Regions from separate parts of the Homo sapiens genome. Here region 2 is linked to region 1. A link is a loop called in an ENCODE intact Hi-C map of the cell type or tissue named here. Cell type or tissue: ascending aorta. All regions are shown on one strand. Links, peaks and the distances in the headings refer to the core of each region. The heading gives the core; the rest is flanking DNA. Region 1 holds the start of PSD2-AS1 (PSD2 antisense RNA 1). Region 2 has its middle 46 kb from the start of PSD2-AS1.

Region 1 (14,626 bases), core at 2,647-10,646:
TTCTTATGGTAGGGGGAGAGTTATATGTTTTTAGGGAGAGGCAGAAACAGAAAAAGAGACATGGATGGATGGAATTATGGGCCGGCAGAGAGAGAGTGAGAGCCAGAGGAACCTAGTAGAGAGAGACGTGACCAGTAGGAGAACTAAGCTTTGAGGAGTGTGAGGGGCTTGGCAGTGTCGAGGATCTGCCAAGGACAACCACCTCCACCACTGAGTCAAGAGGCTGGACTGGCTGGGTGCAGTGGCTCACACCTGTAATCCCAGCACTTTTGGAGGCTAAGGTGAGAAGATTACCTGAGGTCGGGAGTTCCAGACCTGCCTGGACAACATAGGAAGACCCAGTCTCTACAAAAAAATTTAACATTAGCCGGGCATGGTGACACATGCCTATAGTCCCAGCTACTTGGGAAGCTGAGGTGGGAGGATTGCTGAGTCTAGAAGGTTGAGGCTGCAGTGAGCAGAGATCATGCTACAGCACTCCAGCCTGGGTGACAGAACGAGACCCTGTCTCAAAAAAAAAAAAAAAAAAAAAGGCTGGACCCTAGCCATGCCATGGAAACACTGTCCTAGAGTGGCCAAAGAGCAACCTTGGAGGTCATCTCTCCTTCCCTGATGATGGGCGGTGATGAGCATCGACATCTCAATTATCTCACAGAACGCTCACAGGCACACTGTGAAACACGCACTATTACAATTTCCACTTTGTAGATACCAAAACTGAGGCTCATTGACTTGCTCTCAACAAGTAAAGTAGAGCCAGGGTCTGAACCTGGGTTTGTCTAATTGCAAAGGTCTTGCCACATTCATTACTGTTTCCCCAGGGTTCCCAGTTGGTCACACTTGAAGGGGGTGGGAGGAGAGTCTGTGTGAGTATGTGTAGGTGGGTGGGTATGCCTCCCCATCTGCCTGGGCACTCTCTGAACCCCAGGCTGCTGTGCCCCTAGGGCCAGCACACAGTAGATGCCAAAGAAATATCTAAGTAGGGAACCAAGAGTAGCTGGCAGAAGGGAGCTTGGGGTGGGGAGAGGAGTTTGTGAACCATCCCAAGGATACTGGCCACCTCCGCCCCCCTCTCAGGCAGGAGGTGCTGTCTTGAGTCCCAGAAGACTGTGGAGTAGGAGCTGAGATTTTCCCAGAGCTAGGCTGGGCTCTGCCTCATCTTCATTCATACCCAGAGCTGAACCACCTGGATGTATCTCTAGACCAGCATCATGTCTCACCTGTCCCTCCTCTACCCAAGCCACAGTGATATCCAGACCCTGCCATGCCCCCAGGAACATTTGGGGCCCTGAATAAGGATCCCCATGGGAGAGGCCTGCACAGGAACCATTAGTCAGGAGCCAATTTGGAGCCCTGGGCTTAGTTTCCCCCATCTATAATGGCATTTCTTTGAGGAGTAGTAGGAGGGATCTAAATCGCTCAGTCCTGGGCCTCCTTGCTCAGCCTGGAGAACCCCACCCTGGAAGTTGCCCCAGGCCTCAGATCCAGCAAGGCTGGATAGAGTGAGGAATGCAAACCCAGAATGGGCTTCAGCCTCCCTCTTGCCCCAGACACCCAGGCCCCACAAGGGTTCCTCTTCCCCAGGCTCTTGACAGACTCTTTCCCTGAACCATCATCCCATCAGTGGCCTTGTTCTGCTCTCATTTACTGACCAGGTGCCAGGGGTGGGAGGGGCTTGGGCCTCCCCTAGGGCAACCTCCAGGAGGAAACCTAGCTTTGTGCTGAACCTTCACCCTGCCTTTTCTGCAGGCCCCACATCTGGAACCATTTCAGGCAGAAGCATAAGGCTGAGCTGCCCCTCCTTTGATGATGTGGCTATGGGGAAGGGTCATGCCCTTTGGAAGGTTGGGGGTTACAATGCATGGAGGGCAGCCCTCCTGAGGCTAGGAAAAGGGAGGAGAGGGAGCAACAGGAATGGGCAGGGCTGGTGGAGGCTGGGCAGTTTGGAGTTGAGATATTCATATTTTGGGTTTTTTTTTGTTTTGTTTTTTTGTTTTTGAGATGGAGTCTTGCTCTGTCGCCCAGGCTGGAGTGCAGTGGCATGATCTCAGCTCACTGCAAGCTCAGCCTCCTGGGTTCACCCCATTCTCCTGCCTCAGCCTCTGAGTAGCTGGGACTACAGGCGCCTGCCACTACACCTGGCTAATTTTTTTGTATTTTTAGTAGAGACGGGGTTTCACCGTGTTAGCCAGGATGGTCTCTATTTCCTGACCTCGTGATCCACCCACCTCGGCCTCCCAAAGTGCTGGGATTACAGGCATGAGCCACCACACCCAGCCTGGTTTTTTTTTTTTTTTAAGACGGTCTCGATCTGTTGCCCAGGCTTGAGTATAGTGGCACAATCACGGCTCACTGCCTCAACCTCCTGGGTTCAAACCATCCTTCTTCTTCAGCCTCCCAAGTTGCTGGAACTATATGCTCACACCACCATACCAGCTAATTTTTGGTGTTTTTCATTTGTTTGTTTGTTTTTGTTTGTTTGTTTGTTTTGTAGAGATGGTGTTCTGTCATGTTGCCCAAGCTGGTCTCAAACTCCTAGGCTCAAGCAATCTGCCCACCTCGGCCTCCCAAAGTGTTAGGATTACAGGCATGAGCCACTGTGCCCAGCCAGTTGAGGTAATTGTGTCTTGGTGCCCAGCACTGGAAGAGAAGCAACTCCTCCAATATGTGGGATCAGGGGACAACTGCAGAAAGGATACCGTAGATGACCAGCATCTTCATCCCTGAGGAAAGGAATCCAAGCTTCACTCTTGGTACGCCTCAGTTTCCCCATTATTTAAATGGAGACATTACTTTCCACACAGGATTCTGGGGAGGATCCATGGTGAGATGATGTTTTGGCACAGGGCCAGCACATCCTAGCTGCTCAGAATGGGGCAGTGGCTGCTGCTGTTGCTACTATTACTGCTTTGTTTAAAACATAGCTGCTTCCACCAAAGCTGCCATCCAGCTGAGAAGATCAGGACAACACACCCAAATCAGTCAGAGAAAATGCAATCAGACACTGGAACTCTGGGAGAGAAGGATCCTGGAGGGCTGGGCAGTCAGGAAGAAGTTCTCAGAGGAAGTAACCTGGGGCTGAACTTCAGAGATGGGAGAGTGAAGCCAGCCAGAGTGGTGGGTAGAGGGCATGCTAGGGGGGAACCGACTGAGCAAAGCCCTGGAACAGGAGGGTGCCCTACAGGTCAGGTGGGCCTGAGTGTGTAAGAAGCAGAGAAGCCAGCTGGGGTCGGTTGGGTGCTCCAGGGGGCCTGACTTACCCTGGGGAGACGAAGGGGGAGACTGGATGCTAACTGCCACCTTTAAGGAAGGACTGTCTGCCCTGAGGCCCATCCCACCTGCACTCCATCCCAACAGAAGTCCCGAGGATCCGCAGGGGGCCACTGACACCCACCCCTATGTATTCACCCCCCCCAACATACCCCAGGGCTCCTAGAAATCAGGTGACTGCTCCCTTCTCTCTTTATTTATTCTCTGTTTTTTCCCTTTTCAGGAGACGATAATTATTCAGATCATCGCGGTGATTTACTCGGCAATCAGAGCCGCTCGATGCGGTGGCCGCGGAGCCGAGACAGACGAGCATTGCCTAGGAGGACGGGCCGGGGGCTCAGCGCCCCTCCCTCCCACCTGCCCGGCCTTTGTTCTCTTCGAGGTCTGCACCCGCGCTGCCTGGCGGGCAGTGGAGGCGCCCACCCGCGCGGACATGGCAGCAAGCTCGGGGTCTTGGGAATGAGTGTGCACATGAGTTCGCCCGGGGGAGGGGAGTTTGGGGGCTCGTGTGTTGCTGGGTGCTGGCTTGAAAATGATGGAGTACCTGTGTGCATGTTTGGGGGTGGTAGTGGTGGTGGTTGGGAGTGTACTAATGCACGAGCATTGCGGTCAGGTGTGTAATTGGAATGTGTGCACCTGTGTGATTACCGGGGGCCTAGGGTACATCTGTCTCCACAGGCTTGTTCAGAAGTGCAATGGGCAGGTGCCCAAATATGTGTATTTTAGGCACATAGCGGGGAGGAGAAGAGAGTTGGGGCTCTTGTGCTGAAGCTGTCTGAGGTGATCATGGAATCATGGATGTGGCAGGGCTGGGTTCTAGCTCAGCCTCTCGAACCGTGTCTGGCTGGGTAGGTGGGGTGGGGGCGGGGGAGTGTGAATCAGCTCAGATCCAAATGCCGAGTTTTCCTGGGTCAGTGCTGGGGCCCCGGGGGTCACGTGAATACAGATGTGGCTCGGTTCACAGGCTGTGTTCACACGTGTCCGCAGACCTTCGCCCCCTCCCGCCCGCGGGCTGGCGCAGTGACGGTGACCTCATTACCGCCTCCGCAAAGGCCCCTTGAAATCCCTGCGCCGTCGCATTTGGCTGCTCAAAGTGATGGGAACGGCCTGAGCTTCCTGATCAATCGCTTAAAATTCAGGGTCGGCTCGCTCGCGGGAGAGGGCTGCCTGCCAGCCCCGCGCACCGCGCTCTGCCGCCTCCCCCTACACCCCCTCCTTGCTTTGGCGGGGCGATGCTGTCGTATTGGAAAACATCCCCGCGCTGGCTGGGGGGCCCGGTGGGGCCAGCGCTGGAAGCCGTTCCACTCGAGCAGATGGCTGTGAAACTTTGGCGGCGAGATAAATTGGGTCTGACGGCGTGAGGCCGGCTCACAGATGGGCGGGATTCTCACGCCGGCCCCCACGTCCGGCCGGGCTGCGGGCAGGGCCGACACCGCTCAGAGCCCCCTTTGGGCACCCGCCTCGCCAGCACAAGCCTTCAGGAGGCCACCCATCCGGCAACAGCCTTCCTCAGCCGAAGGCGCCCTCCACCACATTCCTTCCGGCCCCAGATCTCCCCAGAGACGAGCCCAGAGGGAGGGACAGCCCCCAGCCCCCGCCCGGTCACCTCCGCCAAGCTGGCAGCTGGGCTTTCCCCCTCCTCTGCCATCCGCAGAGGCCTGAAGCGTGAAGGTTAACAGCTGGGGGGGAGGCTGCGTCTCCCTCTCTCACCCCCGCTCTGCTGCAGCCCCGCCCACCTGCCAGCCCAGGGGATGTCGTAAACAGGGCTGTGAGGTGTGTGTGTGTGCGGGGGGTTGGGGGTAACTGAAGGGGGGGAGACAAGAGAGAGTCAGACAGACAAAGAGAGGAACGAAAATGAGCAAGAGGCGAGCGGAGACCTGAGCAGAGACTGAGGGACAGAGACAGCTAGAGACAGAGACAGGCAGAGAAAGAAATGGAGATGGAGATGTGGAGATAGACACGGAGACACCCAGAGAGAGAAGGGAGGGAGGAGGAACCTCAGAGCCAGAGAGGAGACACACAATGAAAGTGGGAGGAGGGCGAAGGACCGGGCGAGGGGACAGGATACTGGCAGAAATGCAGGCTGCCTCGAGCTGCGGACGACCGTGGAGGGTGGGGACGAGCCGAGGTTGGGAGCAGGGTGCGACCCTGGGCTACCCTCACTCCTGCACCCACCACCAGGGCTGGGAGCCAGAGCGAGGGAGCGTCGCTGCCCCTGGGTGCGCCCTCCATCGCTACGCCACTTGCCCGCCTCGGCTTCCCCGGGAGCGCTAGATGAAGGGAATGGCGGGGTTGGGGAGCCGTGGGGGTCAGGGGGTGCTGCGCGGCCATCACACTGCCGCAAAGCCAGCCTGTCTAGCAGCCTCCCTCGCGCATCAGTCCAGCGGGCAGATATCGATCCCGCCCAGCCAAGCTCTATACTCGCGGCCTGCAGCCCGTTCTGTGGCGGTCCTACAAAGAAGCGGGGGTGCCTCACTTCTCGGGCCTCCCCCGCGGGGGATTCTGTACCAGAATAACACCCCCGGGGCCAGGGTCAGGGCGGCACACTCGCCCCCGCCTGTCCCAGCGCGATCCCATTCGGCGGGCCCAGGTAGCCTGCGGCAGGGAGAAGGCTCGGGTGACCCCCCAGCCCCGCCTTCTGCAGGGCGCGCGAGGCCAGAGGAAAAAATCTTCGCTGAGTTGATGAAGTTGAAGTTTCGTTCAGGGCGTGAAGGAGACAGCCAATCAGCGGGCCGTTATTTACATGGGCTCTCTGATTGGCTCTCACGGTGCCTCTTTAGAATGTTACTTTGAGACCTTCACAGAACGAAAAGCCCCCCGCTGGGGGTGGGGGAAGGCTCAGAAGCTCCAAGGTTTCATGTAGGGCTCCCCAGGCCAAGCTTTGAGGGAAGATGGGGAGCTTAGATATAGTTTTGTCCAGCTTTCACGATACAAATGACCAACTTGAGTCTGGAGAGACAGAGAGGTGGAGCTTGGCCTGGATCCAGGAGATGAGTTCGGCCTAGCGCTCTGCAGTGGGCCCACCACCCCTGATACCTAGACGTGTGGTCACCTTGGCGGTGGGGAGGAGGGGCTTGGTCCTGGCAACCCCTCTCATCCAATAGCAAGAGAGGGGCTGATTCAATGGTTTGAGGGGGCAGGAGCAGGTAAACCTGGCGGTGTCGGTCTTGTTTGTGACCGGACAGTGTGGGTGGTACCATCATGTTGGAAACCCCGCAAATAATGCAGCCCCAGAGGCAGGCCAGGCTGACCCTGAGGTCATGTTTCACTTGACAGCCTGGGCAGGCACACGTGAACACAGGAGACCCCCAGGCGGGGGCCTCGGGGCCTCAAGAAGTGGGTTTGCTCTGAAGGGAGTGGCACTGGGCAACCCGCAGCAGCTCCGCACTGCCCCGCACCCGCACTACCGCATCCAGCAGACACTGAGTCACTCTTGGGGACGGGGGCGAAGTCAGGACATTGGCAGCTAGGAGCAGAGAAGTTCTCTCAGAAGGCCTCCACCCTGCCTTCCCCACTGCGTCGGCCCCGCCCACCCATGCTGGGAAAAGGGCCCCCTGGGGTTGCCATTCGCAAATCCTGCCCAGTCTCCTGGCCCACACTCCTCCCCAGGCGACTCAGCATAGATGACTCAGGACTTGGAGTGGGGCTGTTAATGGGCAAATGTGGTGGTAGGGGGGCCTGAGTGTGTGGCCGAGGCTGGAAAGTCCCTCCACCATCTGCCTGTGGCAAATTGAGGGACAGGTAGGAGAATTCACTCTAGTGGGGTTCTAACCCTGCCCCAATTCTTTCACAGTGACACAGCCTGGAGACCCAGCTCTGTCACTCAACTCTACATAGCCTTCACCCAGAGCCTGACAGTGTATATGAACAAGAGGCTGTGCCTGTGAGTACTTGCGTGCCAGCAGCTGGCCTTGTGACATGCCCCTGTGGGACCTTGGGCTGCAGCATCAAGTGCTAGGGCAAACACCTTGTTTGCAGAAGACCCAAGGACCCCACAGCCAGTGCCAGGACAGCTAAGAGACTCCACCACCTGCCACCCCCCAGAACTTACCCTGCTAATGAACCAAACTTGCTGTGTGACTTTGAGTGCAGCTCGCACATCTCTGGGCCTCAAACTTCTCTGTAAAACCATGCCCTCCTGAATGTACCATTCCCAGTGGTGGCAGCTGCAGAGAAATCACAATAGCAGGGGCAGGGTCCAAGAAGGGCCTGAGAAGCTGGTTCAGCCTGTGGTCTGGGAGCCAAGTGGGGCAGGGACAAGATTGCCAAGTCCCACGGTTCTCACCAATTCTCATAATCTCATCTCTCCTCTTGTCTTCCTGCCCGCCTCATAAATAGCAGGAGGCTGGGCTGGGTCTGGGGCAGGAGCGGGGAGCTGCATGTGTGCATTTGTGTGTGTGTGTGTACACACACATGGGGAGGGTGTGAGAGCCTTCCCCCCACCCCCGCCGCTGCCACCATCGTGCTCTGAGAAGCTGAGATAATCCCTCGCCATCTGTCTTGTGTTGCTAACCCACTCAGCCGGACAGCTGCCCGGGCCACAGCTCTACAGGCGAGCAGGCGGGGGAATGAGGGGCATGGGGGGAGCTAGCCAACTCTGAGGACCAGGCAGCAGGGACACTCAGTCCTCCCATCCCAGAATACCCCTGCTCTAGAAAGGGAAAGTAAAGTCAGAGAGGGGACAGGCAGGACTTCCCCCATTCCTGCTTCTGAACCTGGGAAGGATTGGAGGAGTGGAGACCATTCCCTGGTCTGGGAGTTGGAGGCCGAGCCTCCCAGAATGCAGGAAGGTGATACAGGATCACCGTCTAGCTTATGTTGTTATGAGCCCACACAGATCACTGTGATGGGAGGGGTGCAGTAGGACAAGTCAGGCCTTCTGGGCGCAGGGAAGGGAAGAAGGGGTCGTCTCATACTTCCCCAGCCTCCAGACAGGCCAGTGTCCCAGGCCTCCAATGGTCAACTTCCCAGAGCCAGGAGGAGAAGGCAGGCTTCTAGGATTTGGGGTGGATAATGCTTAGTGTACAGGCCCATTGTTCTGATGAGGAAACTGAGGCTCAGAGAGTGAAGTGACTTGCCCCAGCTCACCCCATGAGTGGAGGAGCTGGAACTTGGACCAGACATCAGGCTCCAGCAGCCCTAGCTCTGCAGCCTGTTCTTTCTGCCTGCTCCCCATCATCAAGCCCCTCACCCTGCCTCACCTTCCCAACTTGTGGCTATCCCATCCTGGGGCTCTGATGTTCTGTCAGCTGAAGCCCAGCAACCAGACTCTCAGCAGTATGGTCCCAATGCAGTCCAGGGGATTTCAGCCATGACAAGCAGAGCCTGAGGAAGGATGAAACTGTGCACTCAGTGTGGGCTCCCACCCTCCGCCCCTTCCCTGTCAATCATCTTTCACCTCTCCCACACAATTAGCATGCTTCCACACACATGCACTCTCAAATACAGATCGTACACACTCATGTGATCACACAGACAGGTCCTCACTCACAAAAAGACATAAACAGTCACACCTACAGGGATTGAAACATACAATCTTACAGATACAAAGGCAAACTCAGACAGCCTCTCACCTCCTCACACCAACACGCAGACCCCAGCACTCACACCAAACACACATTCCACCCCCACAACCTCCACACACTGCAGGCTCCCAGTTCCTAAATCTCACCAGCTTCCAACCTCCCAGGTTCTCCATCTTACCCCACACGAAGCAGTAACCCTCCAGGGTCAGTGCGTTGGTAGGAGTGGGTACCAGAGAGACGTCTGCTCTGTCCTTCCTGCCTATGGGTGAGGGCCCTCCAGCAAGGTGCTGGTGAGCCTCCATACCCTCCCCATCCCCCAAGACTTTGGAGAGCTTCCACCTGGCCACAGATCCAAGAGAACAGTCCTCACCTCTTGCCCACAGGGGCTCGCAGCTCTCCTAGGCCCAGGAGGAGGAAAGGGACCAAGGGGAGGCAACTGCTTCTCTTCTGAGGGTCTCAGCTTGCCGGGAAATGACACATACCGAAATAATCTGACAGTGTTCTGAGCCCCCACAGGGCCACAGACTCCAAGTCCTCTTCATGATCCAACCACTACATACCTTTTTTCCTAAACTGCTGCTTCTCTGCTTTTTCCCCACTCCAACCAGCCCTTAAGGGACTGTAGAAGCAAAGGTGAGCTGACCCCCTCCCACTCCAGGCTGGAATTTGGCTCTCAGATCACTGTATTCTCTTGAGCCAGAGGGAGCTCCTCCCTGAGCCCGGCTCCCCCGCAGCTAAGGAGAGCCCAGGCTCCAGATACACTCACACACTCATTCACACACAATGTGGCACACTCACACCTGCACTCATGTAGATGCTCACCTGCACACATCCTCATGCACGTTCACAGCCACACTCACACACGCACTCACACTGTCACCCCCTCCTGCTCTCACATGCTCACTGTCACTCTCATGCTCAGTCACACCTCGCCCTATCACACTCATGGCCCTACCTGAGCAGGCTGAAGCTCGGGGGCCCTGAGGTCCATAGATCACTGGCAGAGGCCTAGAGTCTGGTGTTGACAGCCTGGTTGCACAGGGAGAGGGGAAGGGCTGCCACTGAGGCCTGGAGGGTCTTGAATAATTCAGGGTGGTGGTGGCGGTGGTGACCGCAGCCTGTCAGCTGCAGGGAAAGGCTGGTGGCTAGATTGTTCCGGGAAGCTCGCTCCTGGTGGTTTGAGGAGAGTCAGCCCAGTTTGAGGGCTCACTGAACACACAAAGCACTTTTCCCACACGCTTTCAAGGCACGTTGTCACATGGGCCTGCACAGCAGGCATCACGGCCCCGTTTTACAGGTGAAGAAACTGAGGCTTTCATGAGGGAGAACTCACAGCTATCAAGCAGGGGCCTCCAGGCTCCCACCCACACTCCTCTCCCCCATACCCACATATACCCTGGAGAGAGCTTCCTCTGATCATCGTGCCCAGATGACAATGAGAGATGCCAGCCATCTGAGGACACTCTGGAATGTGATGCCAGGGCCTGAATCCAGGAAGCACCTGGCTTAGGGCCTGCACATAGTAGGTGCTCAGTTGCTGCCTGCCAAATGAGGGCATTGTGCAGAGGCAGCACGGAGTAGCCTGGGGCCATACCTCTGCCTCTTACCCAAGTTGCTAAACCTCTCTGAGCCTCAGTTTCCTTATCTATAAGATGGGCACTAAGTGTACTGGCCTTATGGGATGTTGGTGAGGACTAACCGGGAAAACACACCTAAGCCAGTTAGCTTGGGTCTGGTCTGTAAGAAGGGCTCCACATTGCACCTAAATTGTGATGCGAATACCCTTGCCACAAAGAGAGAGAGCCACAAAGTGGTGGTCTGCACACACACGTACTCTCTGCCTAGGGCATACTCCTTACTGTCCTTTGCTGTTGTCTGCTTTTCAAGGGTGAGTGCTTCTGCCACTTTCTCCAGGATGACAGCTGTGGACTCCTGCCACATCCAACACCCCCTTGCTGCTCCCCACCGCCCTCCTTGGCACCCAGGTGGCTGATCTCCTATGGTCTTGCTGGCTTCTCTACCTTGTATGCTGAGGGCGGGCCCAGCCTGCCCCAGCTCAGGGTCTGCACATAGTAGGTGCTTGCATGTTGCCTGCTAAACTGACAGCCCTGTAACCATGTCAGCACAAAGCAACCAGCATTTTGGGTGCATCTGCAGTTAAAATAAACCACTGAGGTCATGGGTCTGTTCTCTCTGCAAAAACAAAAATACCCCACTAGCCATATCTGATGAGAACCATAGCAAAAGATCAGAATGTAATGGCTTCATCCAGAAGCAAAGCATGAGGTTCCAAACCATGTCCCTGACCTGAAGGGGCACCTGCCCAGGCCCAGGGGTGCCAACTCCTAGAGGCAGCTGGCATGTGACTACTGTGCCCAGTAGAGAAAGGCAGACACTCAGTCCCCAGAGCCCAGAGCCCCGAGGGAATTATGGAACATCCTCCATATTTGATTCAAAATAAAAACCACAGTAAACCATAGACCCAAAACTTATACGTCGGCTGAAATTAAAATAGCTTCTTGCTACGTTTTCTGGTTTCAATATTCTGGATAAACTCATGGAAGCTGAATCAGGCAATTTGTCTGTCTCTTGCTTTGTTTCTGCTGTTGCCCCTGCTTTGCAGGGATCTCAGCACACGCTTGGTCTCCCCTCTGAAGCAGACCCCAGCCGGGTCTGGGGGGTGTCCAGTCCTGCACTCCCAGGGCTGATCCCCCCAGGAAGGTATCCATGCCTATGCACACACCACCCCCATGGGTTCTTGTGGCCCCTCAGGAAGGGGGCAGGACCAGGGCCCAGCCTTGGCCAAGAGCTGCCCCCAGCAGACCTCTCTCTGCCACTGCTCCCCACAAGGTTTCCAGCACCCCCAGCCCCTCCCTCTTCTGGGGAACCTTGCGGCTGGGCCCGTGCCTGCGGCGAGTCTCACCCCAGTATTATTTTAGTCGCAGACAGACACGAGGCAGATGGTGACAACATCCCTTCCCCGCTCCCCACTGACGAGCCGTTGCCGCCCTGAAGCCTCAGGGTTCTTCTCCCTCAGGAATATTTCAGTCCCGACTCGGTGGCTAAATGCGGCTGCTCGTGTGAGACAAGCGCACATCTGCGCCTCCTCCTCCCTACCCCCTACCCATTTCCTGAGGCTGAGCAGAGCCCTGGGGAGGCCCTGCCCACTTGCAGCTCTGCCCCATCCTCCCAGCTGCCCTACTGTGTGCCAGGCATCATGCCATGAGCATGGTACCACTGGGAGAGGGCAGTTACTGTGCCCACTTTACAGATGAGGAAGCTAAGGCTCAGAGTGAAGCAGGGGCCATCCCAGATCACACAGCAGGAGAGAAGGCGTTCCCTTGGGTCCCAGTGCACCCTGGAGACAGACACAGCCTCCCTCTGCTCCTTCCCCACCCCTCAATCCTCCACCTTACCACCCCTGTGCCTACTCCAGGCAACTTGCCTTTCTAGGAGCTATTTCATTGTGCCCACTCTCCTGCATCAACCTGTAGCCCAGGGCACGGGGCTAGCCAGCTAGCTGGTCCTAGCTCAGTGGGCATTCGGCTATAATTGTGACTACCGAAGTCAGGATGGACAAATGCAGGAGGAGGAGACCTCTTGCATGAGACAGGCCTGGTTTCAAATCCCAGCTTTGTTATGACTTTGGGCAAATCACTTCACCTCCCAGGACCTGTTTCTTCATCTGTAAATGCACAGCAGCAGTATAACCTCTCCTTACCCCTAATTCAATGAGTGACTGCTATATTCCCAGCACCTAAAGCAGGGCCTGGAACACAGTGGGTGCTCAATGTGTATTTGCTAAATGAATGACACAGGTAATAAGATGAGCATCAGCCCTGGCTCCATGGAGCTAGTCCTCCCAGCAGCCCCACCCTCAAAAAGGCCTGGGGCCAGCTCTGCCTTGGTGGCCCACTAGGAGCTGAAGTTGGTCACAAGAGCCAAACAGAGTCTTGTCTCTAGGCCCCTCCCCAAGCCCCACAATGCAAAGTGCTTGGGGCCTTAGGGGGCGGGCCATGGGCACGGGGACCCCATAATAGGCCTGGGTGCCAGCCAAGTGTGGGAGTTGGGCTGAGGTTGTTTTGGTTCCCTCATGCCCCCTTCTCCAGCCACCCACCCTGACTGGCCAGGGGTGGTGAAGCTGGACAAGGGCTCTTTGAGGGCTTGGGACACTTTCTGGGCAGGTGAGGACATGTCTATTCCCAGTCAGGCCTCCTGGCTGTGGGCTCCCTACCCCAGCACAGTCCGACACCCCACCCCCCACCACACCTCAGCTGGCCTTCTGGGGCTGGGCCAAGATACACACTGACAAACCAGCACACAAAAACACCACCCACCACAGTGACACTCACACCCTGTAAAGATATACAAAGCATATACACACAAACATACACCACCCAACTGAAGGCACAGAAACAAACAGACGCAATTTAGTGTGCACGGCAAGGTACACAAGCTCACAATGTCTGTGATGCAGAGCGCACCATGTGCACCCAGCGCAGGGTGTATCCATATAGTCACACAGCATGGCTGCTAACACGTGTGTGGCACAACCCAGCCCAGGTACATAGCTCAGGAGCACAGATGTGCACAGCAGGAGGTATGAGGCCAGTCTTGCACCGAAGCTGAGGTCTGTCTCCCCATACCAGACCAGCAGCTCAGGGACAGGTTGGGGTAGGGACACAGGGCCATCGGAAGAGGAAGAGGGCAGGCCGGGCCCAGGGTGGGGGTGTGTCGGGGTCAGCTCTGCAACCCCCACTTTTACAGGACTTGGCCGAGGCATCAGTGCCTGCAACAAGCAGGTTTTTTTGTGGTAAAAAGGTCAGGACCCTCACCTCTAATCACATTGACATGTCACTACCAATCTCTCCCCTCAGCAGCCACCTCTGCCCAGGTCACCCTCACACTCACGCATGGCATAAGAAACTGGATGAGGCTACTCACTGTCACCATAAAAGCCAATACAAAGGGAAAGAGAGGCTGAGTGTCAGTCAGTGCAGGTGCGGAGACACTTTTCAGCAGGGAGTTCTGGGCAGCAGACCACCCTCTGCCAATCATGGTCAGTCAGGAAGGGTAAGTTCATCTCAGTGGCCACACATCAACCCAGCCCTGAGAACACAGCCCTGAGGCCAGCCGGCTTGGGAAGGCCTCCTGGTGAAGGACAAAGGCCCTCCTCTCTGGCGCTCCCTGTTCCTGGCACATCTCATCCATTGCTTCCCATCTCTGGTCACTGCTCTGCGGTGCCCACTGCCCTGGCACTGGCATTCAAGGGCCCTAGTTATCTGACCCCATTCAGAGCTTTTTTCTCCAGGCCTTCACCAATGCTGTTTCCTCCACCAATGGTGCATTCCCAGCCTCCACTTTTGGTGGCCTCTCCATCCATCAAAATCAATGCCACCCCTCCCCCCACAAGAAACCTCCCCAGTCACTGCCAGGAAAAAAATTCTCACTTCAGTCCTGGAATGAGAGATGAGGACCCATGTGGGGCTCTGCTGGACCCCAGTGTCCTAATCAGCAAAATATGAAAGACACGGCCCATCACCACTGAGAGCAGAAGAGACAGAACAACAAGTGCAGTGATCCCAAAGTAGGGTTCACAGACCCCTGGGAGTCTCCCAGACCTTTTCAGGGGTAGATGAGGTCAAAATTATTTTACTAATAATACTAAGACATTATTTGACTTCTTTATTATGTCTAAGCCATACTAGGTAAAACTGTTGCTGGCTTAGCACAAATCAAACTGTACTAGGAGTCATATTCGGCACATGTATGCAGAATTCACATAAAACGCTTCTATAACATACCAGAGTTGGCCAGACGTGGTGGCTCAT
Region 2 (14,626 bases), core at 4,470-12,469, 47 kb after region 1:
ACTTTACCCAGGGCCAGGCACTTTGCTCTGGTCCGTGAATGTCACACATACATGTCATCGAGTCCTTACAACCACCCCATCCACCCCATGAGATTGGTACAATTTTTTGTTTTTGTTTTTCCGAAAGAGTCTCGCGCTGTCACCCAGGCTGCAGTGCAGTGGCGTGATCTCGACTCACTGCAACCTCCACCTCCCAGGTTCAAGTGATTCTCCTGCCTCAGCCTCCCAAGTAGCTGGGATTACAGGCATGCACCACCATGCCTGGGTAATTTTTGTATTTTTAGTAGAGAGGGGTTTCACTATGTTGGCCAGGCTGGTCTTGAACTCCTGACCTCATGATCCGCCCGCCTTAGCCTCCCAAAGTGCTGGGATTACAGGCTACAGGCATGAGCCACCGCGCCCAGCTGGTTTTTCTTGTTTGTTTGTTTATTTGTTTGTTTTTGAGATGGAGTTTTGCTCTTGTTGCCCAGACTGGAGTGCAATGGCGTGATTTCAGCTCACTGCAACCTCCGCCTCCCAGGTTCAAGCGATTCTCCTGCCTCAGTCTTCCGAGTAGCTGGGATTACAGGCTCCTGCCACCATACCCGGCTAATTTTTTTGTATTTTTAGTGGACATGGGGTTTCATCATGTTGGCCAGGCTGGTCTTGAACTCCTGACCTCAGGTGATCCATCTGCCTCAGCCTCCCAAAGTGCTGGAATTGCAGGCATGAGCCACTGCACCCAGCACAATCATTGTTCTTAATGTATGAGTAAACAAACAGAAACTTCCAGAGGTGATGTGCCTTGCCCAAGATCTGCCATTAAGTGGTAGGGCTGGAAATCAAACCCAGGCCTGGCTGAAGCCAGAACAGGAGAATTTAGCCATTCTGCTATCTGGCCTCATATGTCATTTAATGGACAAATGCTTCTTAAAGGCCTTCAACCGACATCCTGTAGAGATGGATCTGCCCCTTCTGCCCTTGACTTCCCTGTGTGCCTGAATTTTCAAGGACAGAGGCTGAATCAAGCCCAGCCGGGTTCTAGGTACACAGTAGGTATACTTCAGTGTGGCAACCTCTTGACAAAGCAGTGATGATACCTGCCCTCACCTCCACACCTCCCCTTGGGTTCTGGGCCCCCCTTTCAGCCCATTTCAGAGAACCTCAGAGCTGTGGACTAGAAAAAGAAAGTTCTACTTTGCATAATATTTGCATCTGCTTTGCATGCTGTTCACCTAACATCAAAATGTACAGAGGCCTTGGCGCTGGCACCCTATTCCCCCTCTTGGGCTCCTAAGCCCACCCACCTGCCGACCCAGACCAGGGGGTAGGGTTCTTGGGGGACCCATTTAGGCTCCACATAAGCTTGTCTACTTCCAGTGTGCTGGTGAGGGAGATGGGAAGGCTCCTGCCCTCATCTCTGCCCCTCCCTCCCCTCCATCCCTTCCTGGGGGAAGTGTGGTGGGTCAGGGCAGGAAACCTAGGCAGCACGCACACACACATGCAGAGCAGTGCGGCAGGAACTACCCCCGATCTGGGAGCCTGCCTGGGAGCCTGAGGTTGAGGAGAAGGGAAAGGAGGCATTGCTGCTACAGCTGCTACTGCTGAAGGCTGGCTCGACTGCACCTAGCAGGAGCCTCACGCCCCAGCCTCTCTTCACACAGGGCTAGGCTGCCGTCTCAGGAGCTCACCCCTACACACCCTTCTGATTGGGCTGCTTTGTCTGGGGGGAAAGAGAGGGGAGGGACAGGAAGAAATGGAGATGCCAGTAATGGGATGGTAGCAAGGACTAGAAAAGAAACTGTGGCTCTGCGATCCTGGGGGGAGAATGGGGAGAGTCTGGAAACAGCCCAGCCTCAGCCTGGAGCTTTAACCAGGTCAGAGCCGCCTAAGAGAGCCTGATATGAAAATATAGAAGGAGGGAGCTCCTGTGATTGGCTGATGAGGTGTGACCCATGTGAGTTAACAGAGGCCAATAACCTGTCTTGATTGGATCCAGCCATCATTGTTCCCAAGCCATGAGTGCCTTGGGGTCTAATTGGCCATGAGATGTCTGCAGTTGAGGACTGTGGTTAGCAGCAGCATCTTGCAGCCCACACATCCCCTGTCGCTATGTCAGATGGAGATTTCAGGCTTGGAGGCACCCAGTGGGTACCTGAGTAAGAACCAGAGACCCAGGAACTCAGAATGCTGGGTTCACCTGGGGTCCATAGATAAGGGGAGGCAACAGGATACTTACTGAGTGGCTTTGGGCCAGCCATGTGATGGGTGCTGAGGGTGGCACAGGGTGCTGACAGCCTGGCAGGGATCCTCAGACCTGAAGACAACCACTGCACAAACACTAACCTGAGAGCCCTTCCTGGAGGAGGCAGCACAGGTGTTGGGCTTCAATGGATGGGTTAGAGGGCCAGCATGGTGGCTCACACTTGCAATCCCAGTGCTTTGGGAGAGCGAGGTGGGACGATCACCTGAGGCCAGGAGTTCAAGACCAGCCTGGGCAACACAGTGAGACCCAAGGCCTGAGACCTTGTTTCTACAAATAATTTTTAAAAAACACACACAGGCCAGGCACAGTGGCTCGCACCTGTAATCCCAGCACTTTGGGAGGTCGAGACAGGAGGATCACTGGAGCCCAGGAGTTCAAGACCAGCCTGGACAACAAGGCAAAAGCCCATCTCTACAAAAAATATAAAAATTGGCTGGGCGCGATGGCTCATGCCTGTGATCCCAGAACTTTGGGAGGCTGAGGTGGGAGGATCACGAGGTCAGGAGATAGAGACCATCCTGGCTAACACGGTGAAACCTCATCTCTACTAAAAATACAAAAAATTAGCCGAGTGTGGTGGCAGGCGCCTATAGCCCCAGCCACTCGGGAGGCTGAGGCTGGAGAATGGTGTGAACCCAGGAGGCAGAGCTTGCAGTGAGCTGAGATCGCGCCACTGCACTCCAGCCTGAATGACAGAGCGAGACTCCGTCTCAAAAAAAAAAAAAAAAAAATTAGGTGGGTGTGGTGGCATGCATCTGTGGTCCCAGCTACTTGGGAGGCCGAGGTGCGAGGATGGATTGAGCCTGGAAGGTCGAGGTTGCAGTAAACCCTGATTATGCCACTGTACTCCAGCCTGGGTGACAGAGTGAGACCCTGTCTCACAAATAAATAAATAAATAAATACACACAAAGGATGGGTGGAAAAAGTGACAAGACATGACTGAAAGCACAGTGGGCAGGGACTTCTCCAGGGTGTCAAGGACCACGGCAGTAGAAGAGAAGAGAAAAGGCAGCAAGGCTGGGTTGTGAGAGGCTCTGAATGCCAGGGCCAGGAGGCAGGAGTTTGACAGGCAGGAGGGGGAATGAAAGGTAGATGCAGACTGGAGAGGGAGATGGAGATTCCCCCTGCTTGCCCCTACACTTGCATCCTTACCTCTGCCCTGGCAGGCAAAATGCCAGGCCTGCATGGAGGTCCCCAGCGCACCATCAGCTCCATCTACCATCTACACACAGCACACTGGGTCTTGTCCCCAGGCCCTGGAGCAGTTCCTCTGCTGCCCTCAGTTGAGTTCCCAGAGGAAGCTTCTACCATGGAGTGGACTCTCCTGGGCCCTGGGTCTTCTCCTTGTGTGCGTCCTCCTCACCAGCCTGAGCTCAGCTGAGTGGCCATGCTGGCAGAGACCCTCACAATCATTCCCACAGCCCTTACAGCTCTGGGGTCACACAGTCTCAGGCTTCAGTCCAGTTACGATAACTTAAAGTCACATAATCTCCTCAAACCTCAGTTTCCTCACCTCAAAATGGACATAATACCAAGTTTATTTTTTTCCTTTTTTTGAGACGGAGTCTCGCTCTGTCGCCCAGGCTGGAGTGCAGTGGCGCGATCTCGGCTCACTGCAACTTCTGATTCCCTGGTTCAAGCGATTCTCCTGCCTAAGCCTCCCGAGTAGCTGGGATTACAGGCACGCGCCACCAAGCCCAACTAATTTTTGTATTTTTAGTAGAGACGGAGTTTCACCATGTTGGCCAGGATGGTCTCGATCTCCTGACCTCGTGATCCACCTGCCTTGGCCTCCCAAAGTGCTGTGATTACAGGTGTGAGCCACTGCACCCAGCCTTTTTTTTTTTTTTTTTTTTTTGAGATGGAGTTTTGCTCTTGTTGCCCAGGCTGGAGTATGCAGTGGTGCGACCTCAGCTCCCTGCAACCTCCGCCTCCCAGTTTCAAGCAATTCTGCCTCAGCCTCCCAAGTAGCTGGGATTACAGGCGCCTGCCACCATACCCAACTAGTTTTTGTAGTTTTAGTAGAGACAGGGTTTCACAATGTTGGCCAGGCTGGTCTCGAACTCCTGACCTTGTGATCTACCTGCCTTGGCCTCTCAAAGTGCTGGGATTACAAGCGTGAGCCACTGTGCCTGGCCTGTGCCTGGCATTCTTTCAGGCACTGGGGCTTCAGCAGTAAATTGCACAGACAAGGTCCCTGTTCTCATTGGTTTCCATTCTAGAGGGGGAAAATGAATGTAAAAATGAAGTCGTTTCACATTATGGCAAATGCTGTGAAATTATAAATAGGATAAGGTAACAGGGGGACATAACAGAGTAACTGGAGGTGGAAGAGTGATTTTAATTGTTTTGTTTTGTTTTGTTTTGTTTTTTTGAGATGGAGTCTTGCTCTGTTGTCCAGGCTGGAGTGTAATGTCAGGATCCTGGCTCACTACAACCTCTGCCTCCCAGGTTCAAGCAATTCTCCTGCCTCTGCCTCCGGCATAGCTGGGATTACAGGCACCCGCCACAAGGACTGGCTAATTTTTGTATTTTATTAGAGACAGGGTTTTCCCATGTTGGCTAGGCTGGTCTCAAACTCCTGACCTCAAGTGATCCACCTGCCTTGGCCTCCAAAAATGCTGGGATTAAAGGTGTGAGCCACCGCACCCGGCCAAGAGAGTGATTTTGGATAAGGTGGTCAGGGACTTTGTCTCTGAGGTGTCATTTGAGCTGAGACCTGAAGAATGCAGAGCCAACCATGCTAAGAGGTAGGCAAAGGGTGTTCCACAGAGCAGAAACAGCAAGTGCAAAGATCCTGAGGCAGGAAGAGCTTGCTCTGTGGGGAGGCTGGAGTGGCTGGAGCAGAAGGAGCAGGGAGGAAAGAGGCATGGCTACTGGGGGTCCTCAAGGACCTTGGGAGAAGTCTGGCTTGAATTCCAAGGGCTGTAGAAAACCATCAGAGGTGCTGGGTGCGGTGGCTCATGCCTGTAATCCCAGCACTTTGGGAGGCTGAGGCGGGTGGATCACCTGAGGTGGGGAGTTTGAGACCAGCCTGACCAACATGGAGAAACCCTGTCTCTACTAAAAATACAAAAGTAGCTGGGCGTGGTGACGCATGCCTGTAATCCCAGCTACTCAGGAGGCTGAGGCAGGAGAATCGCTCGAACCCGGAAGGCAGAGGTTGCAGGAAGCCGGGATCAAGCCATTGCACTCCAGCCTGGGCAACAAGAGCGAAACTCCGTCTCAAAAAAAAAACAAAAAACAAACAAACAAACAAAAAAACAAAAAAAAAAAAATCAGAGGTTTTCATCAGGTGTGCTTGATTTACACGGTAATTGCTCATTAAAGGCTTGCTGTTATCACTATGAATGATAATATGAAGCCCAGAGAGGAACAGCAATGCCCAAGGTCACAAAGTTCCCATCCCACAGTCCCTTCCTCCTTTCTCCCTCCCCTAAGTAGCCATGTGGATCAGCCCCAAGCTGGTGGGTAGGAGGTGAGGGTGGCTTCCCCTCTCATTCCCTCTCCTTCCCTCCGGCCATTTCCCGTGCTCCTGGTGCCCGCGCCCCAATTAGCCGGCAAGGCTGACGGCCTCAGCTTCGAATGACAGACACCTCCTGTCACCCCCTGACGGGCAAGGAGATTAACTCAGAGCAGCGCCAGCTCGAAGGGACGACAGGAAGGGGCGGAAGGGGGAGGGGACGACCAGACCTCCCCCGACCAAGGTCCCCTAGCGCCTTGGAAGGAAGTGTGTGAGGGTGGAGGGGGTTCTTCCCCCAAGAGCCGAGTGCTGGCAGGCTGGGAAGGACCACCTCAGCCTCCTGATTGGCTGCTCCCGGTTGGGGCCACTGCCCCAACTTCCATCCTTAGCTCCTCTGAGGGCAGAGAGTATGTTTGTGAATGCTTCACAGTGGCGCCCTCGGCACTGGGGGGGGTGGACCGACAGGAAACTCAGAAAAGGAGAGACTGGTCCAAAGGTCACACCGATGGGCTAGAATTTGAGCTGAGACTACCTGACGCCAAAGCCAAGCTTCTAACCACTGTACTTTATCACCCCTCTCTGTAGGAGGGGACTCAGCTCATGCCACTCAAGAATTTACAACCTACTTTGGGGCTGTGTGATACAAGCCCCCAGAAAGGGAAATTAACACAGCAGTTGTAGGCATAGACACTGAGCACCAAGCTGGGGGTCAGAATTCCAGGTAACTCTCCAGGAGGGTGGGGCCAAAAGAGGAGGGTACCGCATGGAAGCCAGCGCCCTGGAGGAGAGTAGCTGGGCCTCAAAACACAGGCATGGCTGGTCAGGAGAGGGCAAGAGGAAGGCTCTCCGATTCCAGGCAGAGGAGAAGTGCATGGACAAAGGCTTGAAGGTGAAATGGGCAAGGCATGCACTATCTGGTCAGACCTTCAGGCTGCAAATGACAAAAAGCCAACACACACTGGCTTAAGCAAAATTGGACCCTACTGGCTCGTTCTAAGGCTCAAGTAGAAGAGTGTTTGGCTTCAAGTTTAAAAGGGTCAGTATCCCTTTGCTGGCTTCATTCATGGGTAGCTCTCCTCAAAAGGTAGGTGGCCCCAGATTCCCACACTACCAGATCAGAGAACCCCTACTTCTTCCCAGTAATTTTTTTTTTTTTTGAGACGGAGTCTCGCTCTGTCTCCCAGGCTGGAGTGCAGTGGCACAATCTCGGCTCACTGCAACCTCCACCCCTCCAAGTTTAAGCAATTCTCTGCCTTAGCCTCCGGAGTAGCTGGGATTACAGGCGCAGGCCACCACGCCCGGCTAATTTTTTGTATTTTTAGTAGAGACGGGGTTTCACCATGTTGGCCAGGCTGGTCTTGAACTCCTGACCTCGTGATCCACCCGCCTTGGCCTCCCAAAGTGCTGGGATTACAGGCGAGAACCACCGCGCCCGGCCTCTTCCCAGTATTTCTAACCAAACCTTGGGATTCAGCCTGATTGGTCAGGCCCAAGTCACATGTCCATCTCTGAACCAATCACTGTGGTCAGGGAGGATGAGTTAGCTGCTTGGCTTAGTCCCTCAGCACCAGGGGTAGGTAGAGTCCCTCTAGAGCCTTAAGGCTGGTGGCAGAGGTGAAAGGTAGTCCTTCCAGAGGAGGGTGGGCACTGGGGGCCTGTCAACACCAGGGTGCCCTAGTCCCAGGGCTGGATTCTAGACCCTGGATGACCCCTCCATGGGCAGCCTAAGGACCCCCACTTTCTCCCCAATGCTAAGAGTTCCACCTGTGTAGATGACAAACAGCAGCCCAGCTCTGGCTAGGTGAGAGGGGCCTTCAGGAAGCTTCCTGATCTAGGACAGGAGAGGTCTTGGGAGTTTTCCCTGCCAGGCCTGCTCTGGTGCCTTGGATGTCTCCATGGGCCCATCTCGTCTCTCCACCCATCCTTCACTTTTAGCTCAGATATGAGCTTCCTCCTAGAGTTTGTTTCGTTATCAGAGTCTTTACTTGCCTTTTACAAAGTTACCCACTCTGGCTAGAGCCCAGGAAGGGCAGTCTTGGAATAGGAAAGACTACGGCCAGGTGCCAGGAAGGACTGCCACAGGGAGAGCCTTCCACCCTATAGCCAGGAATGGGTATGGCTCTCAGTCTTATGAAGCAGTCAGCAGCCAGGCCAGCCTCCAGGTTAGGGTGAGCACTGCAGCAGCCCATCCTGGAGCCAATGACCCTGGAAATAATGAGTTGTGTTCACTTGCCAGAAGCAGGAGGCACCAGTCTTCTGGCAGCCATGCTCATGTGTTTGCAGCATGGACTTGGAAGTCATACTGACAGAGACTTGAATTCTAGGTTGGCTGAGTGATGTTGGACTTGCCCCTCTAGCCTTTGGTCTTCTCATCAGGAAAATGAGGATAATGCAAGGAAGGCCTGACCTCAAGGGGTAGCAAAGTTCCAAAGAGATATTGCACACCAGGTGTTGGCACCACTCTTGGCACAGAGATTCTTCCATGAAGGGGCAACTGTTAACTACTAGTATTCTTCTAGCTTTGACTGGCCCTTAGCCTAGAGCTCAAGGCAGCCTTTTCTGGACCTCAGTTTCTCCATTTGGACTTCCAGCCCTCTCACTCCCAGAGTGGGTGACTTGCATGATCTCAATGAGGGGAGGACCCCTCCCACATCGGTCAGTCCGTGGGGGCGTGGGGGGGGTGTGGGAAGGCTGTCATGCCCAACCAACATTTTCACCAGGCTGGGCGGGCAGCGCCAGGCAGGCGGGAGCTGGTCAGGTTTTTAATTGAACACGATGCAAATGAAATGTAAATACCATGCAAATAAGCTCTTGCCAGGAGGCGCTGAGCTGGGAGCAGAGGGAGCAGGGAGGGGACTGCTGAGTAGGGCTCCTCCCCGGCCTCCACTTTTCTCTCTCCTGTGGCTGCCCACGCCCACCCCCTGGTGCTGCCCACCCAGCTAAGCCATTCCATTTGGGGAACAGCAGGCGCTTCACCTCCCGAGTCTCCTCCCAGATGCCTGTGGCTCCTGGTGATGGTGGGGTGCTTGAGGAGGCAGGGACCCCATAGATGGGGCCAGGCTGACACAAACACAGTCACACAGAAAGACCCACATGTAGACATAGAAGGAACAAACAGATACAGACGCAGAAATGCACATTCCCTGTCAAGCCCCCTGCAACACTGAGAGACCCCTCAGAGACAGCCAGTCACACATAAATATACACGATTGTACATTCAGTCATAAATACACACAGCGGCACAAATAGACCCAGCCGCAGAGGCACACGTGTGTACACACACACACACACACACACACACACACACACACACACAAACTGCCTGCCCTGCCATAAGGACTTCAGACTGAGGTCCTTGTGCCGGCTGAAGGTCAGAGAGTGGGACTTTGGGGAGTGGGGGAACAGGCACCCTGTGTGGTCAGAGCCTCGTGGCCTGAGCAAAGCCAGGCAGGCAGAAGGGTGGGGAAATCTTCAGGGTGGCCTGGGCCCTTTGCCCACCCCCATCCCAAGACCCATGACCACACCCCAGGGCTCACGGCCACTAGAGACCCCAGGTGTTGGTCCATCCCCTAAGTCCTCAGGGTCCACTGGGCCTATCCCGGGATTTAGAGTCTCCTGTGGTCCCACAGCACCCGCTCCTGAGGCAGCCAGCCATTTAAGTGAGGCTGGTCCAGGGTGACAGAGCCTGGTCAGCAAGGTCAGAACTCATGCCCCACCCTGCCAAGGGTAGGGGGTGACACACAGGGGAGTAGGAAAAAGCCTGAGCGTCTGGACCCACATCTGGGGGTGGTCCCAGCCCCCTCCTAGAGGTGACTCACGTCCTACATTTAACTCTCATTAGCGCCTCTGAGCCCAGCTGGGAGGGACAGCGGCCAACCTCTCCCAGCACAGGGAGCTCTGGGTGGGCCGCCCTCTCAGCAGCCTCAGTTTCCCCCCTCTCCAGGACCTGGCCTGGGGACAGGGGCTGCGTGGGAGAGCGGCGCTCCTAGTTCCCTTCGCCTTAGCAAGGGCTGGCCTCCATCCCACGGAGGGAGGGACTGGGTGTGGCCTCTTCCAGGAACCACCCCAGCAGGCCCCCGCCGGATGCAGCGGCAGCGGCACAGTCCCCCCACTCCCCACTCCGCCCCCCACCAGCCAGGCCCAGAGGTCGGGAAGGAGGGGAGGGCCAGAAGGCGTAGGATCGGAGGCGGCCGGACTTGCTGCTGCTCCGCCGCTTGTCCCTATCCGGCCGCGGCCCTCCGACAGCCGCAGCGCGAGGGAAAGCCTGACCCAGGGCGGGGGTGGGTGAATGGGGGCCAGGGAAGGAGAGACGTGGCCAAAGACCCAAGGCGGTTCCCGGCCTCCTTCCTTCTCCGCTTCACAAGCGCGGCCCTGCTCTCACTGTGACTGCAGCTGCCCTGTGAGTCGCTCATCGCGTGCCGACACCGTGGGCGCAGGCCCCAGGGAGGCCACGCTAGAGACCCCCACCCCGCCCCAGGAGGGGCCGGTTCCGCCAGCCTCCACCACACTCCCTCCCCCTTCCCTGCTCTGTGGGAAGGAGGCAGCTGGGGCGGGGGTGGCCGCGGGAGCGTCTTGCCCGTGTGATCGTGCCGAGCGGGGAATTCGGGGCCATGTGGGAAAGACATTAGTGCCGGCCGCCCTGCCAGCCAGGAATGCGCCCCCCGCTCTGCAGCCGCCGCCTGCCTGGCCCAGAAACGGTGACTCACCCGCTCCGTGTTCCCACCCCCTCATCATGCACCCTCCCCTGCCCACCACAGGCCTGGCCCCAGGCTTTCCAGCCTCCCCGTTCTGCTCCTGCAGGTCCTGCTACCTGCCTTGCCCATCCTCCATTCTCTCAGTTTCTTAGAACACTGAACCAGCTCGCACCTCGGGGCAGTCCGCAGTCACAGCCCCCCGCCGCCCAAGGAGGCCCGTCTATCTCCCACAAGCTCTGGTTAGAACACTCCTTTGGGACTTAGTTCCTGGGGCTGTCTTCTCTCCAGACTGATCGCCCCCGTCCCGCTACCGGACCAGGCCAGGAGCACAGGGCAGGTGCAGAAAAAAGGAGTCAATGAAACCTCTTCAGCTCGAGAAGCAGAGCACTGTGTGGGAGTGCTGTTCCTAGGGCTCTTCCTCTAGGAACCTGAAATACAGCAAGGCCACCTACCTCAAAGGCTGTGTGACCCTGGACTCTTATTCCCCTAGCCTGAGCCTTGCTTTCCGCAGAATGGGACGACAGCACCATGTGCTAATGGTGACAGATATCTGTAAAGCCCTCGGCTCAGGGCCAGCTGCTGGAAGGGACTCAGTCATGATGACGGTGTTGATGATATCCCTGGCAATCAAGGCTATTTAATGAACACCTACTATGTACCGGGCCCTAGGTTGGGTACTTTCTTTTTTTGTTGTTTTTTTGTTGAGACTGAGTCTCACTCTTGTTATCCAGGCTGGAGTGCAATGATGCAATCTCGGCTCACTGCAACCTCTGCCTCCCGGATTCAAGCGATTCTCCTGTCTCGGCCTCCTGAGTAGCTGGGATTACAGGCCCATGCTACCACACCCGGATAATTTTTGTGTTTTTAGTAGAGATGGGGTTTCACCATGTTGGCCAGGCTGGTCTTGAACTCCTGACCTAAGATGATCTACTAGGCTGGGTACTTTCTGCATATCATCTCATCTAGTCTCTGCCTCAGTCCTATGAGGTAGGTTCTGTTACTATCCTTCCTGTACAGATAAGGAAATACTGAGGTTTGGCAAGGGGAAGACACTGACCCAGGCACCCACAAGAGACAACAGGGCTGTGGCCCCAGCACACCCAGAGCTCTCCAGCGCCCATACCAGAGCATCCTCTAGGTCTGCCTCTTCTAAAGATCACACTGGGCTCCAGTAGGCAGGCCCTTGCTGCCCCCACCCTCATTGGAACCCTGCAACCAGCCTCCACCCAGGGCCACCTCTCATAACTTTTAATAAGAGGTAATAGCACCAAGCAGCGGGCATCAGCTTCGTTTTTAATTATCTAATTTACATTTAATTTTCCCCAACAACGTGATGCAGTTTATTAATGTTTTACCTAAGAGCATCCATTCATGGACTGAAAACACATTCACAAAACTAATGGACATTGCTTCTGTTTTGGAGGCCCCTAGTTCAAAGTAGGGGATCCCAGCTGGGGTTATAGGCCCTGAGACCCAGCAACCAACACAACTCCCTGCACTGCACTAATTAATAAACAAATGCCCAATTGTGGTGGCTCATGCCTATAATCCCAGCACTTAGGGAGGCAGAGGCAGAACAAACACTTGAGCCCAGGAGTTCGAGACCAGCCTGGGCATCATAGCAAGACCCCATATCTACAGAAATTAAAAAAATTGGCTGGGCATGGTGGCACGTGCCTGTAGTCCCAGCTACTCAGGAGGCTGAGGTGGGAGGATTGCTTGAGCCTGAGAGTGAGCTGCAGTGAGCATGCTATTTGCACTCCAGCCTGCTCAAGACCCTGCCTCTGAAAAAAAAACCAACCAACCACATGTCCCAGAATTCTTTTGGAGCATGCCCCTTCCCTGCTAGCCTCCAGAAAGAATTATTACTCTGCCAGACACTTTATGGGACTATCTCATTTAATCCTTGTCCCAACCTTTACCAACAGGTAAGGTATAAACACCTGTTTTACAGATGGAAAAACTGAGAACCAGGAGAATGAAGTGTCTTGCCCAGGGTCACACATGACAGCTGAAGGGAAGAGCTGGCATTGCAAAATTAGGGTGTGGGGCACAAAGTCCACTGTCTGCACTGCAGTATTGGTTGGCCCCCCTCAGAAAATCCAGACTCTGGTCCTGCAGATACTGGCTTCAAACTGTGAGGCCTCGGGTCTGTGGGAGAAGTATGTCTTGTTGTTCTCAAGATGTCAGTGGAATTGGGTGACAGGGCTAGTGGGGAGAAGTGTAGGAACTCAGTGACTCAGATCCCACAGCAGTGGATCTCTCAGGCATCCCAGAGGCCAGGGTCTGGCTTTCCAGGCTTCTCAGTGCCCAGTGGCTGTGATTTCTATAATGGATTTTCCCTGGTTCCTCCTGGAGGGTCCCAGAAATGGCAAGGGGCTCCCATCTTTCTCCCATTGGCCCCTAGATGAAACTGGGCCTCCTCTAAATCAGAAATAATGAGCAGACAAGATGATTCTAATTTCCAGGAAAGAAGAGAGAATATGAAACCCAAAATAAAATCCTGAGCCTAGAACTGGTGGAAAGAAGACTCAGGCCCAGGACAAATGGACGGTGTGTTTAATCATCTTGACCTTATCTCCAACCCGGCAGTGTAAACCCTCAACCCAGCCCCGGCCAGGCTGGGCAGGCAGGTAACATGGACACTCACCCCAGCCTTGGTCAAGCCCAGGTAGATGAACAATATGGGTCTCACACAGAGCCAGGCCTTGGCCAAATGAACAGTGTGGATACTCATCTGTATCTCAACCACACCCATCCTGGATGGTCAGTGTGGACCCTCACCCTGGCCTTGGCCAAGCACCTGGCAGACAGGTATTGTCAACACTCACCTCAAGCTTCACCCAGACCCTGGGCAGAGGGCAGTACGGCCTCCCCACCCCATTCCCAGTCATGCACACAGAACCGGGAACTTCTCTGAGATTTGAAGCCACTAACCTCCTGCCCTACTGTGGGGCACAGATCTATTTTTCAACAAATGCCTGGAGGTCTCAGTAGCTCAGTTGGCCACTGCAGGGCAGGAGAGGGCCACCTGGAGCTCAAAGGCCTGGAGTAGCATCCCTTGAGCCACCATCTCTGGCCTCAGTGTACTCATCTAGGAAAAGCAGATTCTGACTCAATACATACTTCAGGGAGCTGTCAGGACTGCTCCAGTAATTAAATGAGATGGGGCAGCTAAGGCCCTGACCCTCTACTCCATTCCTGAGCCTCCCCTCTTCCATGTAGCTCCCTTAGTACACAAAAAAAGGGGAAACCAGGCCCAGAGAAGCCAGAGGACTACCCCACAATCACATGGCAAATTGGGGTCAGAGGTGGAAGTTGACCCCAGATCTGGGTCTCACACAGGGCCAGGACTTTGGGAATCTCCATGGACCACGGCACAGTATGGTTAAGTAGCACCTTGGTATCTGGTCCAGGCTGGGCTTGGTGTGTGTATGTGTGTGTGTCTATTACTGGGAGTGGGGCGGCAGTGGACAGGGTGTTGGGGGAGCTGCTGCTGCTGCCTCCCTAGTATTTTTAGTCTCGAGAATGAGCTGAGCTCAGGGCTCTGAGCTCCCATCGACAGTGAGGGAAATGGGAAGGTCCCCACCACCCCTCCCTCCCACCAGCAGCCTGGAGCCGGGTTGGGTGGGGGTGGGTCTGAAAAGGAGCAGGCACCCCAATGACTGGGGGCAGTCAGGCCCTGACCCCCTGCACCCCTGCCCACACCCATCCAGGCCGTCCTTTCAATGCCCCATTCCCTTGGGAGTGTGTCAGCACCCAGCTAAGCTGGCAGGGACAGGTGCCCCCATCTGCCCCCTGCTAACCTCAGCTTCCCTTGCTAGGAGCTCCAGGCCAGCTCTCGCCTGCATCAGGTCAGCGCTGCAAGGTTCCCATGACAACGGATGACAGCAGCAGAGGCTACTGGCCGCAGGGTCAGGGGTGAGGGGAGTATGGGTGGAAGAGCAGGAGAAGGGAAGGGGCCCAGCATGTGGGTGGGGGAGGGGCTAGAGTGAAGGACCCCCAAATTGCAGCTCCCTCCTGAGTCTTGGACCCCCAGAAAAGGTCTAGAACCGTGGCTGATTGATACTGGAAGGTCCATTGCACTAATTGGGAAAGCTAGGCTCAGGAAGGGCTGGCTATGCCTTTGGTCATGTGATCATGAATCCAGCTATGGGTAGGGCTTGGATGGAAATCCTATCCCCCTGCCTCCCAGCCCAGGACTCTGCTGCTTCTAGGCTAGG

What was found. Peaks named below come from ENCODE experiments on the same cell type or tissue, not always from the same donor. Only the 100,000 strongest peaks of a DNase experiment are listed, where the experiment ranks them.
Region 2: a loop joins it to region 1, with 2.9 times the contacts of the local background. A loop is called at or near these places in 19 of 110 quality-filtered maps.

The regions. Positions count from the first base shown.
Region 1 is chr5:139,737,697-139,752,322 of GRCh38, reverse strand. It overlaps PSD2-AS1 (PSD2 antisense RNA 1), which reads left to right and starts at 6,100. Exons shown (of 3, transcript NR_105053.2): 1 at 6,100-6,129; 2 at 7,064-7,153; 3 at 10,683-10,976. It also overlaps a transcript of PSD2 not described here. RefSeq lists silencers at 1-62, 4,035-4,084, 7,754-8,347 and enhancers at 2,990-3,637, 4,335-4,444, 5,583-6,230, 9,266-9,814, 9,815-10,364 and 1 more. In ascending aorta, for the core only: no CTCF peak of the experiment used is centred there; DNase peaks (open chromatin) are centred at 4,272, 5,892, 6,302, 6,802 and 2 weaker places; H3K4me3 peaks cover 2,879 bases; H3K27ac peaks cover 3,649 bases; H3K27me3 peaks cover 836 bases.
Region 2 is chr5:139,692,755-139,707,380 of GRCh38, reverse strand. No RefSeq gene overlaps it. Among named protein-coding and RNA genes, the nearest start is that of PSD2-AS1, 46 kb to the left of the region's middle. RefSeq lists enhancers at 5,347-6,171, 6,265-6,344, 6,172-6,997, 8,472-9,441 and a silencer at 12,323-12,617. In ascending aorta, for the core only: no CTCF peak of the experiment used is centred there; DNase peaks (open chromatin) are centred at 8,410, 9,630 and 10,390; H3K4me3 peaks cover 1,741 bases; H3K27ac peaks cover 3,658 bases.